3 separate regions of the Homo sapiens genome follow, and regions 1 and 3 are each linked to region 2. The links are chromatin contacts, found by Hi-C or POLR2A ChIA-PET in ENCODE. All regions are on one chromosome and are shown on one strand. Each heading gives the region's core, a stretch centred on a gene start or an enhancer-like site at or near the end of the contact. The rest is flanking DNA. Distances are from core to core; before and after follow the strand shown.

Evidence for each region. Hi-C counts contacts between places; a loop is a spot of excess contacts on that map. ChIA-PET counts read pairs that join two places held with the same protein, here RNA polymerase II (POLR2A). Pooled maps may share reads with other maps.
Region 1: a loop to region 2 is called in a map of CD4-positive, alpha-beta T cell, with 30 times the contacts of the local background. The contact joins the promoter of TRMT13 here to the enhancer-like site in region 2. A Hi-C loop is called at or near these places in 1 of 168 maps with a recorded cell type or tissue (CD4-positive, alpha-beta T cell), 1 of 37 single-sample maps with no recorded cell type and 6 of 50 pooled maps.
Region 3: a loop to region 2 is called in a pooled map, with 4 times the contacts of the local background. The contact joins the promoter of RTCA here to the enhancer-like site in region 2. A Hi-C loop is called at or near these places in 4 of 50 pooled maps. POLR2A ChIA-PET finds 5 or more read pairs at or near these places in 2 of 52 experiments (T-cell and activated naive CD4-positive, alpha-beta T cell).

Annotation. Positions count from the first base shown.
Region 1 is chr1:100,131,003-100,134,921 of GRCh38, reverse strand. It overlaps TRMT13 (tRNA methyltransferase 13), which reads right to left and starts at 1,759. Exons shown (of 11, transcript NM_019083.3): 1 at 1,607-1,759. The coding sequence starts at 1,753. SASS6 (SAS-6 centriolar assembly protein) reads left to right here and starts at 1,992. Exons shown (of 17, transcript NM_194292.3): 1 at 1,992-2,172. The coding sequence starts at 2,108. RefSeq lists silencers at 1-69, 2,207-2,370 and enhancers at 1,545-2,074, 2,085-2,204, 1,609-2,211.
Region 2 is chr1:98,868,970-98,873,269 of GRCh38, reverse strand. No RefSeq gene overlaps it. Among named protein-coding and RNA genes, the nearest start is that of PLPPR5-AS1, 130 kb to the left of the region's middle. RefSeq lists an enhancer at 1,578-1,697. Within about 2 kb of position 1,614, at least 7 of the 41 ENCODE cell types and tissues checked have a DNase peak (open chromatin) inside an H3K27ac peak, as active enhancers do; they include CD4-positive, alpha-beta T cell, where a contact is called at or near this core.
Region 3 is chr1:100,263,681-100,267,982 of GRCh38, reverse strand. RTCA (RNA 3'-terminal phosphate cyclase) reads right to left here and starts at 1,767. Exons shown (of 11, transcript NM_003729.4): 1 at 1,563-1,767; 2 at 1,359-1,459. The coding sequence starts at 1,607. RTCA-AS1 (RTCA antisense RNA 1) reads left to right here and starts at 1,809. Exons shown (of 3, transcript NR_110435.1): 1 at 1,809-1,979; 2 at 2,066-2,154; 3 at 2,736-3,241. RefSeq lists enhancers at 1,599-1,958, 1,527-2,076.

The DNA.
Region 1 (3,919 bases), core at 510-3,009, 1.3 Mb before region 2:
CATAAATTACAGATTCAGGAGGATAGCCACAATTTAAAACGAGATAGTAGTCAATAAAAGTGTTTCCACTTGATGTTTTGCGGTCTCTCTTCAAGTGTCTAATGACAATATGTCGTTCCTCTATAGGAATACTAATCAGCTTGTAAGGATTTATTCATATTCTACTATCATCACTATTTGTTTTCACCTTCCATATATCTGGATAAGGTGGAGTCTAAATCCTTCTCCTATCATAACTCTCATTCTTCAACAAGGGATGTTTGCCAGTCCCCTCAAAACCAGTCAATAGACTATGGGCATAATTCAGAGTTCCCACAACAAATCACGTCTCCCATATTCCAAAACAAGAATGTCCTTGTTTCAGTATGCTTCACTTTTGGTAAATGCCAGTCAAAACAAAATAGGAAGTAGACTACAACTATGATGGAGAGTGGCAGATGAAGGGGGTCAGGGGACTGATCTGCACTGGATATTGTCTAGAAGAATAAATTCCTTAAGAAATAAAATAATGCAAATAATACTGAACATTCAGAAGCATGAAATCTGATGCTGATCGCTTTGGTTTATTCTTTATAGTTCTGTGGAACTATAAGGACATGCTCTCTTCCTATGAGCATTTTGCTCCTCTGGTTTTTATTTTCCCATCTCATATATATCCTAAAGTAATATACATATATACAAATATAAAGTGTTTGATAGTACATTTATATGCATAATTATCAAACAAAATTGTATGCTTTGTTCTCAATTGTAAAAGGTCAATTCGTATATATTTAAAAATCTTTCCTTCCCATTCCAGCAAAGTTGCATTCTTAAAAACTGTAAGTCGAAAAAAATTTTTTTTTCTTTTTTGAGATTCAGTCTGGCTGTCACCCAGGCTGGAATGCAGTGGTGTGATCTTGGATTATTGCCACCTCCACCTCCTGGGTTCAAGCGATTCTCCTGCCTCAGCCTCCCGAGTAGCTGGGGTTACAGGCTCGCACCACCACGATTTTCTTAATTTTAGTAGCTCGCGCCACGGCTGATTTTCTTATTTTTAGTAGAGAGAGGGTTTCATCATGTTGGCCAGGCTGGTCTCGAGCTCCTGACCTCAAGTGATCCGCCCGCCTCGGCCTCCCAAAGTGCTGGGATTACAGGCGTGAGCCACCGCGCCGGGCCTCAAGTCTAAATTTTTAAAAGAAAGTTTCTTCCAACCGCATTCACGAGAAGTGCTTCTCTTTCATGAAATAACAATTAGAACACAACTAGTGAAACCTTTGGGACTTCAATCACTACTTTTTCTAAACTACCACTTTCCAGCAGGAAGACGGAGCGGTAGCTTGGGGTAAAAATTAAAACCTAGCATTACCATGAGTTAAGATCGAGATAAATAGATCAAAATAAATGGGTCACTGCTGGCGCTTTACTTAGAAAAATAAAAAATTTCTCATCACTAGAACTCATAATCGCTCCGCAAGGAGGGCAAAACTGGGTTTATTAAAGTGAAAGCTGGAGAATCCAGGGGACACAAGCAGAAAGCTGTCAAAGAGGGGAGGGGCCGGGTTCCAGCACCGACAGGACCAGGATACTTATTTCCGACTCTTGAGAGAGTAGGGCGATACCACACCTCCGCGGCTCCAGCGTGTTCACCACAAAATCTTTTCCCTGCGGCCACCACCATCCTGCAGAACCGTTTCTTCTTTTCCACATAGTAACCGCATCTACCCTCAGCTGGAAAACCAGGCGCGTGCGGCGACGTCGCGGAGGTCGCCATAATTCTAGGGCTCGCTTCCGGTGTCCAGCATCCGGCAACCAGAAGAAAAGTTAGAAGCTTCCTTCGGGTCTCCTTCCCTTAACAAACATGGCTGCCTCAGCCCCCGCGCCACACAGGTTAATACCCGGAACTACCACAACCGTCTTCCCTTTATCCTCCGCAGAACCGGAAGAATCCGATGGTGGCTGGCGAGGGCCAAGTCTCTTACGCCTTCCCCTCGTTTCTCCCTCCCCGCCTCCTCCGCAGAAGCCGAGCGCCAAACTCAAACTTTATCAGGACCCGGACCTCTCAGGCTAATCCCGAGGGCCGGGCCTGTTGGGCTTTTCTGCACACCAGCCGAGGCAGCGAGCCAACATGAGCCAAGTGCTGTTCCACCAACTAGTCCCGTTGCAGGTGAAATGCAAAGACTGTGAGGAGAGGTAAGGTCCGCGTCATCCAGTGCCCGCGGGTGGCGGTTGGGGTCAGGCCAATGGGGAAAGATGGCGGTTCTGGCCCGTGGGATCCACCTTGCACCTAGGTGTCGAGTCGGCCCCCCTAGGAAGCGGATAGGGAACCCAGAGGGCCCGGTGGTTACCTCTCTCACCAAGTCGGCCGTTGCAGAGGGGACTGGAGGAAGGGTGTGAGGAGTTAGGAAGCCGGCTCACATCAAGTTAATGTCAAAAACCCTACCTGTGCACGGAATCGTGAAGATTATAGCCCTACTCTTCCCTTTTGACAGATAAGAACTCTGGCCCAGAGAAGTTAAAAAAATTTACGTGAGGGCTCACAGCCAGTTCATGGCAGGGTCAGGACTAGAACTCAGGCCTTGGCTCCGAGCCTTTCCCCCTCGTTCTCTTTTGAAGTATGTTGGCAGTAAAGTTCAACTTTTAAAAACCTACCAATTTGGTGGCGTACTTTGGCTCTTCACATCAGTTGCTTTAAAAAAGTAAATTACATTTAACCGACTAAAAATGAGAAAAGCAGAAACGTCATTAATTCATTCAATAAATATTGCCTCCTTGTAAAACACCTTACTGGGCACTGGGAATACAGTGGTCAGGAAAAACAGTCCTTTTCTTCATGGAGTTTACAATCACTGGAGGAAATAAAGACCAGTCGCACAGAGAAGTGCAACTTTGATTAAGGAGGTGGTATTATTGGGGCGTAAATAGATTTGACCAGAGGTCAGGAGACTTACTTTTTTTTTCTCAGTTCTAACACTCAATGGTTGTCTCTTTTTTTCTCTGAACGTTCTTTCCTCATTTGTAAAACTGATATAACATGCGTATTCACGTGTTTGTAATGAGGATCAGGTGTGAAATCTTTTGCGTATTCACGTGTTTGTAATGAGGATCAGGTGTGAAATCGTATGTGAAAACTAAGTGGTGTACAAATGTAACATAAAAAATGAAGACATTGCCTTATTGAGTTGCCAGTAATGTCAAACTGTAGTATATATAGTTCAGAATTCGGTCAAAAATCAATGGCAAGCCGGTCAAGGAGATGGTCCCAAAACCAGCAGCTGCATATGGAGATCTGTAGGTTTAGTTGATCATTCTTTTAATGCTGTCCAGTATGGTAGCCACTAGCCACATGTGGTTATTAGACATTTGAAATGGGGCTTATCTGAATTGTTGTGCTTTACATATGAAAATGCACGTTGGATTTTTAAGACTTACTATGAAAAAAGAATGTAAAATATGTCAATTTTTATATTATGTGTTAAATGGCAATATTTTTGGGTATATTGGGTTAAATACAATGTATTATTAAAATTAATTTCACCTGCTTTTAAAAGTCTTTTTAAAATGTGACTTCTAGAAAATTTAAAAGTAGGCTAGGTATGGTGGCTCACACCCGTAGTCCCAGCACTTTAGGAGGCCAAGACAGGAGGATTGCTTGAGCCTAAGCTTGAGGTTACAGTGAGCTACTATTTGTGCCACTGTACTCCAGCCTGGGTGATAGAGCGAGATCCTGTCTCTGAAAAAAAAAAAAGAAAAAGAAAAAAATTAAAATTACATACCTGGCTCACATTTGTGGCTTACATTGTATCTCCATTGGACAACACTGTTTTAGAATGATTATAGAAAGATAAAGGAGGCCATGACTTTGGTTTCAATATGGAAACTCCTAGATGGTCTCTTTCTGGTTACATTGCCATCACAGTTAATCTAAAAACTCAATTTC
Region 2 (4,300 bases), core at 365-2,864:
ACATCTCCATTAAGAGACATTCTACAAAATACCTGGTTAGTACCCCTCAAAGTGGTCCAGATCATCAAAAACAATGAAAGCCTGGAACACTGTCATGGCCAAGAAGAGTAAGAAATAAGACAAGCAAACGTAATATGGTATCCTAGATAGGATCCTGGAGCAGAACAAGGACATTAGGTAAAAACTAAGGAAATCAGAAATAAGTATGGACTTTAATTAATAATGTATCACTGAGTTCATTAACTATGAAACACTTGCCAGGTTAATGTAGAATATCCAAAATAAGGTAAACTGGGTTTACTAGGGTATATGGGAATTCTCTTATATCACATTCACAAATTTTTGTATGAATTTTGTGAACCTATTCTAAAATAAAGTTTACTTAAAAATAATGCTTATTATATTAAAATTTTTAAAAACTGTTTTTAAAGATTAGTCAGTGCATCTTCTTCTTGCTGAACTGCCTGAATGTCACAGAAGACTTCCTTTACTATCCAGACTTCAACATCATCTATTGTTTGTTATCAGTTACTCATAAAAATGCCTAAAATCTACTTGGCAGCCTCTCTATGAATATTCATTTACATATTAAGAACTAGACATTGTTGGCCGGGCGCAGTAGCTCACGCCTGTAATCCCAGCACTTTGGGATGCCGAGATGGGAAGATCACGAGGTCAGGAGTTCAAGATCATCCTGGCTAACACGGTGAAACCCCGTCTCTACTAAAAATACAAAAAATTAGCCAGGCGTGGTGGCGGGCGCCTGTAGTCCCAGCTACTGGGGAGGCTGAGGCAGCAGAATGGCGTGAACCCGAGAGGCGGAGCTTACAGTGAGCCGAGTGCACCACTGCACTCCAGCCTGGGCGACAGAGAGAGACTCAGTCTCAAATAAATAAATAAATAAATAAAATTAAAAACTAGACATTGTTGAGAGAGTTGATGAAAAATTAAGAATAATAAAGGGAAACAAGGCTCATGTCTCCCTTAAAGGAACAGGGCTTGCTGCCAGGCTGCAATTCATTTCTAGCACAGCCCTAAATAGGATGCTATTTGTGTGATTTCCATCTCCCTACACTGAAAACAATGGATGAGTTAATTAACCCTCTACACACCCTGAAAACTTGTTCTTTCAAGCATGGATTTTTGACTTCCGACAGGTTTGGAGTGAGACAAATTTGAGTACAGGGCCCTTCCCGTCCCAGGGCAGCCAATTCTCAGTCCTATTTGTTTTTCAACATGAAAGGCTTATTCCAAGATCTACCAAGTATCCTGGGAAATTGGTCTGGGAACCTGCTTAGCTCTACTATTCCTGCCTTATACATAAGTCAAGAAGCTCCAAAGGGTAGCATTTTGATAAATCATTCTTAGTTCATTTTGCCACAACTCTATGTCCCAAGCCCTCGTGGTTTTGTTTTTATTTCTGATTTTATGGCAGACATTGTTAATCTATCACTGAATCCATTCTCACTGAGTAGGCCAGATAGGCAGACAGGCTCATTTCCTGTTTTCATGTGGTTTAGAGAAAAGATCAAAAGCCCTTTACTCAAACTGTAGCTTACCTAACTTCCAGCCAATCAGCAACAAAAAACCCAAGAAGCTATTAACCACAAGTTCCTGCTTTAGGGGGATAGGGACTTCCCTTCGGCTCCACATGTGCAGGTAGCCTTAAACTTTAACTTATAATTGCCCCTCCCCCTCATTTTAATACTAAAAGTCACACAGCCAGTAGTGGAGATTTAAAACGGTAATATTACATGTGGTGTATGAAGAAACATGTAGAGCCATTGCACAAGTGCTAGAAAAAACCCTCCTATACATGCCCTGATGAAATCCTTCCCTATAGAAAGTCCGCATAAAACAAATCCACATACTACCCTCCAGGAGCAGCCTGCCCTTTTCCTTTTGTGGTGCCGACTTCCTTGTGCACAAGCTAAAATAATGCTTTCTCTTTCTCTATGCTGCTATATCTAGTGATCTCTCTTGATTTCTATTGTCATCTTTCTTGAGACATTACAAGAACAAAGGGCACTGATAACACCTGTATGCAGCTTCAGAATCAGGCTTAACTCAGCAACTCAGTGGATAGGGAAGGCACGATTGGCTCAGGCTGGAATCAGGTGGACCTATCTTCCTTATCAGCAGATGAGCAATTATATGAGAAGTCATGATTTACTCTAATGACATTATGTCTTCTCTGGAAGGAAAAAAATTAATCCTAGAGACAGAGCGCCTCAAAGCCAGGATATCGTAAGTGTATTGACAGCTGAACTCAGACAAAATTATGGACGAGACTAAATTAAGTTTCAAGTCTCCTCCCACATGCCCACCTCTTAGTTTCTCCATAATTAAGCCTGCTTGGAGTGATTACCATACTTCATTCCCTTCCAAAATATATTTTTTCTTCTATTTCCTCCACCACAAAACTTAGTAATTTATAGACTCATTGCTTTAAAAATAACCTTTCGGCCTTAGCACACCTTAGACATTTAAGAAAATGCTGGCTTATCTGATAAGTGGGGAAAAAAGTGTCAAGAAAAAAATGCTCATTAGATGCAAGGAGTGCTTCCAATTAGGTAGTTAAATATGCTGAATCCTGTAAATCTTTGTATAGCAACACATGGCAGATTATAACTGCTGGGATGACCCTTACATATAGTGAATATGAAATAGTCAAACAGTAAAGTCCTAGCTAGGTGGCTGGGTGGCACTCCGTTTTAAGTAATTTTTAAAACCAACCACAATATCCCCACTGGGAAATTTGCTACACAGAAAGTGGCCACTGTTTACAGCCATTGGTCACTCTCCAACCCAACAACTCATTTATTCTTCATAACTCTTATCAATATGCAGAAATATTTACTTGTATTATTATTATTTATTACATATGTTCCCTTACTAGAATTTAAGCTTCAAGAAAAAAAGAACCTTGACCATGACTAGATCCTTAGGAACTAAATAAATATTTGTTGAAAGAATAAATGAATCTAAAACCCAAGCCTTTGACAGTACCCCATAATTAAAGCCAGAGATAATTATAGAATCCCATTCTTCTTAGCTACTGAGAAAATTTTAGAAGATACTTTATCAATGTATATGTATAATACATATATTATATACAAATATATGCACATTTTACATAAAGACCAGAAAATATGATGGTATAACTTAATGTTGAAGAGAAAGAAAGGGGCAAAGGGAAAGGCGGCTTTTTAGACACTAAGTAAAATTTGGCCACTTGGTAATTTTCCCTTAGGTAGGACCTCATCAGAAAGCCTACTTAATTTAATGCAGTTGAGATTTTTCCAGGTGTCAGCCTTCATGCTGATGATATTTCTCAAAACTTCTTATTATATCTTTCAAAATAAGCAATTCCAACTTCTTTACTCATCCTTTAGGAGTCCTGTTGTTTCTTCTCTATTGGATCCAGCTATGAATTACTCTGGCACTTGAGATTTCACTTGCACCTTATATCAGAGACTGTGAAAGCAAATGCTTACAAGACCAGGAAGATAACAATAATGAGTGATACCTTGGTCTTTTTGTGAAAATGTTTTTCATTGTATGAATGAGGGGTATGTACCCACACAGAGTGGTGGAGGTTGCTATGTGTAGCTCCTGTCAATTGTTGTGATACCAGAATTAAGACCCTCCACCACCGGATCATCTAATATTTCAAGAGAATCCAGAAATCTGGATTGTATGAGAAAATTATAGTCTTCAGTTGGATTGATTTTTATAAACCACTTGAGGATACACAAGTTAGGTCTATGTATCCAGTGCAACATGCTATCAGTTGTTTTTCAATTCTAAAATAATGATACTCTGGTTACTTTTCTCAAGACATATGCAGACTTTGGCTCTCTAAGACCTTTGACTAGCTGTGTTAGGACACATTAGTCTACCAGACTGTGTGGGGCAAGCAACATATCATGCAGCACCCTCGTTTAATAGTGATTACAGCAGTTTCACCCAGCTCATGTAAATGCCTAAGACAGTCCTGGCTATTGGCAATACTGTAGAATATTAGAATGACCTTGCCTTTCGTCTGGGTCATACACTGATTTTATATACATATATGAGTTTTCTGTGTTGGTTCCTTATTACAGACCTTCTTGCCTTCTTTTCAGCTTGTTGGCATTTGAGCCAATGCTATGGCCCAGCCATGTTATAAAATCATAATGATTCCCAATTACCTAATATGTGAAGTGTTGGGTACTTTTTCCCTTCAGGGTTTTTCATAGCTAGTAATGTAATAAACTATGTTCAATTTGGCCCATTCATTGTACTTGAAGAGGATGAT
Region 3 (4,302 bases), core at 518-3,017, 1.4 Mb before region 2:
CCTGCTAGTATGTATCATTTTAACACTTCCTTGCAGACCAGTTATTTCTGACTATAAATACATACCCTGATATATTGCTGCAAATTAGAAGTGTGCTAAAGAAGAAAACTAATAGTTATTTCAGTGCCACCAGTCTCGCTTGCACTTGACTGAACAATCTATGGTGCCTGTATGGGCTGAACTATGTTCCCCCTAAATTAATATGCTGAGACTGTAACCCTCCGTATCTCAGAATGTGACTATATTTGGAGATAGAGCCTTTAAAGAGATAATTAAGTTAAAATAAGGCCACCATACAATCTTACTGGTGTCCTTATAAAAAAAAAAAAAACTAGAACATACAGAGACGCTAGGGGCAAGGTACACAGAGGAACCACCATGTGAAGAGGCAAAAAGACAGGCCTGGAGCAGATCCTTTTCTCATGGCTCTCAGAGGAAACCAACCTTGTCAGGACCTTGATCTTGGACTTCCAGCCTCCAGAACTGTGAGGAAATAAATTTCTGTTGTTTAAGCTCCACTCTGTGTGTGGCATTTTGTTATGGCAGCCCTAGCAAACTAATACAACACCTACAGCCTAATGAATTGGATTCCCCTGTTGGTGAACTGGAGGGCTGCAAACTATGACAAAGGCAATTAACATTAACATATCAGTAATTGCCTTTTGGTAATTTCAAAACTGTAGACAAAAGACTGAGACCGCTGATTTATTAAAATGTAATAAATACAGAATACATACAAAGCAATCAGTGTGGCTTCAAACCTGGGTCCTCTTCTAGCAGGTGCATGTACCTGAAGCTCAACTAGTGGCATGCCCAGCTACCCAGACAGAAGAAATAAGGTCAAATGTCAAGGTGTTTCCCTCTCCACAACAGATAATTCTGGTCATAACAGCTCTCTGGAGGTATGAATGAAGGCTGGGATAACACATCTCAGGATTCTTTCCTGTTTTATGATTCTAAAACTGACAGCAGAACCAGAATGCACTGGTTATAAAACAGGGTTTCCTCTGGCGTCACAAGCATTTCTGCCCTATCTATCTTGCCAGCTCATACGTGCTGTTCGGATATTTGGAATGCCCGGTGAGGTGAGAAAACATTTTAAAAGCTAGCTCTTCAGCAAATGACACTATTTAGTCAAACAGAGAAAACTCGAGACCATTTCTAAACTCACCCCTCCAGGCTTTCAAGACTTTACAACCCAGGCCACCGCCCAGGCAGAGTGCCCCGCCCTGGATCGCCCATACCTGCGTCTGGGACCTTCTGGGTTCCACCACTCGGACTCCCGATGCCCCAGCCCGGCAGCCCGACCCCCCGATCCCCCAGCTTCACGGCCCAACTCCCCCTCCAGCCAGATTTACCTCAGGCCTGGCGTGCTCCGGCCGGCTCGGATCTTCTGCACCCGCAAGGGGAGGCCTAGGAGACAGCTCAAGGCCGTAGAGACTCTCAGGATCTGGCCGCCCTGCAAAGGTTGGGGTACAGGGAGAAGAGAAGTAAGCACACCGGTGGTGAGAGCTCCCCTCCTTAGTTAGGCTGCAGCCCCGGCCGCTTCGCTCTGTACTCACCCCTTCCATGATGCTGCCATCGACCTCCACCCGCGGCCCCGCCATGGGGGACACCCTGGGGCCCAGCCCGCAGCGACAAAGCCTCCGCCAGAGCGGGAGAAAGAAGAGACGTTGGCTCCCGCCCAGTAGTTCAGAAACCTTGGTTCATGCCTGGGGCGCAGGAGCCTGACGAGAAAGCGGAAGAAGCGGCGCCTCTCGGGACACTGGAGTCAGCAGAAACGAACCCCCGGGTTCGCCCAGTTCCGCAGTCAGTGCGCATGCGCGTAGCTCGGCTTAAAGGAGCCGCGCTGGGAACACTGCGGTCGGGGCGAGGAAGCTGCCGGGGAAGTGAGATGACGGTCGCGGGGGTGCCCAGGAGCCCTGAAAAACTTGTGCCCTGGGCACGGCAAAATCTGCAGGTTGCAGAAAGTCTCAACTGTAAGATAACTCCTCCAGTTATCCCGCAGGCTTGTGCTTTATCTCTGTTTTGTGGGTAAATATGTGTTTATATCTGTTTTCTCGAGGATCCTGGCATACCCCGAGGTGCCGACTTTTAGAGCTGAAGATGCAAGAAAGATTGGGATCCTGCGATGCACCGAACCTGTCTCTCGAAGTGTGTGCGCCCTGGTACATTGATACTCTTGGCCTTTGGTTCCTTGCGGTGTGCGTGTTTGTGTATGCGGAGTGTGTTATCTTTCTTTCTAGGGTGACACACCATTTATTTGAGAGGCGGGAAAGGCAGAATCACTAGTTTAATATTCTGAAAAGCCAAAGTTATGCCATTTTGCTTGAGAGTGAGTGCAAGCTCTTGACTCCCAGGAACAGTGCAGCTAACAATTCACCTCAGGCGAGGGCAGAAGCAATAGCCAGCTTCTTGGTTCTGCCTGTGGCTCAGTTCCTACATAATTGAGTACCAAATAATATGTAAACCTCTAGGGAAGCAAAAAAGAGTAATTCAGCTTCTACCCCCGAAGTTATTGGAGGTATAATGGAGAGACTGAGACGTAATCAATTACAATGTCATCCTCAATAATAATTAACATGTACTGTATTTAGAGTTTATTATGGGGACAATTACAATATATTAATAATATACTGTAACAATAACAGGCAACACTTATTGAGCACTTAGGTGTTGTGCACTGCATGCATTCATAACATGATAAAGTACTTACTGTTTTTACTGTTTTACAGCTTCCTGTGTTAAACAATTTGCTACAAGGTCACACAATTTTAACTAGAAGACTGAGATGTGAACCTGGGTGGTCTGATGTGAACACCACTGTCTGGTAATCCCAACGCTCTGCTGCTTTGCGACAGAGAATGTTTTAGGGAACACACAGACTATGTACTTAACCAAATCTGGAATTTGCCGTAAGATATTAATCAGAGAAGTAATGATACTTGCATTTTAAAATGAAGGCTTTGGCAGTAGGAGAAGGGTGAATAAGAGGCTTAAGAGCCTGAAGGGAGAAATGCCAATGATACAATTATCCAGCAAGAAATAATCAGAAGTTGAAGTAAGGCAATGATGGTAGGGATGGAATATAAAAAAGCTGTACCCCTATCTGACATCTTTATTGGGGGAACCCGCCCCCAATATTTCAACGTAGGTTCTTTCTATTTTCCATAAGTGTTGGCCAGCTGAGAAATAAAGAGAGACAGTATAAAGAGAGGAATTTTACAGCTGAGCCACCGGGGGTGACATCACATATCGGTAGGACCATGATGCCCGCCTGAGTCTCAGACCAGCAAGTTTTTATTAAGGGTTTCAAAAGGGGAGGGGGTGTAAGAACAGGGAGTAGGTACAAAAGTACAAAGATCACATGCTTCAAAAGGCAAAAAGACCTTACTACTAGTAAGGGTCTAACAAAGATCACATGCTTCTGAGGGAACAGGACAAAGGGCAAAAGCAGAACTACTTATAAGAGTCCAACAAAGATCACAAGGCAAAGGGCAAAAGCAGAGCTACTGATAAGGGTCTATGTTCAGCAGTGCACATATTGTCTTAATAAACATCTTAAATAACAGAAAACAGGGTTCAAGAGCAGAGAACTGGTGTGACCACAAATTTACCAGGGCGGAGTTTTTCCCCACCCTAGTAAGCCTGAGGGTACTGCAGGAGACCAGGGCGTATCTCAGTCCTTATCTCAACCGCGTAAGACAGACATTCCCAGAGCGGCTGTTTATAGACCTCCCCACAGGAATGCATTCCTTTCCCAGGGTATTAATATTTATATTCCTTGCTAGTAAAAGAATTTAGCAATATCTCTCCTACTTGCACATCCATTTATAGGCTCTCTGCAAGAAGAAAAATATGGCTGTTTTTGCCCAACCCCACAGGCAGTCAGACCTTATGGTTGTCTTCCTTTGTTCCCTAAAAATTGCTGTTATTCTGTTCTTATTCAAGGTGCACTGATTTCATATTGTTCAAACACAGATGTTTTACAATCAACTTGTACAGTTAACACAATTATCACAGTGGTCCTGAGGTGATGTACATCCTCAGCTTACGAAGATAACAGGATTAAGAGATTAAAGTAAAGACAGGCATAAGAAATTATAAAAGTATTATTTGGGAACTGATAAATGTCCATGAAATCTTCACAATTTATGTTCCTCTGCCGTGGCTCCAGCCGGTCCCTCCGTTCGGGGTCCCTGACTTCCCGCAACACATCTTAGATTCTTATTACAGAAACTTAACATTCCCAGAAGAAGCCTCGCCTTTTTATTTCTAATTTTGGCTATGAATTCCTAGCTA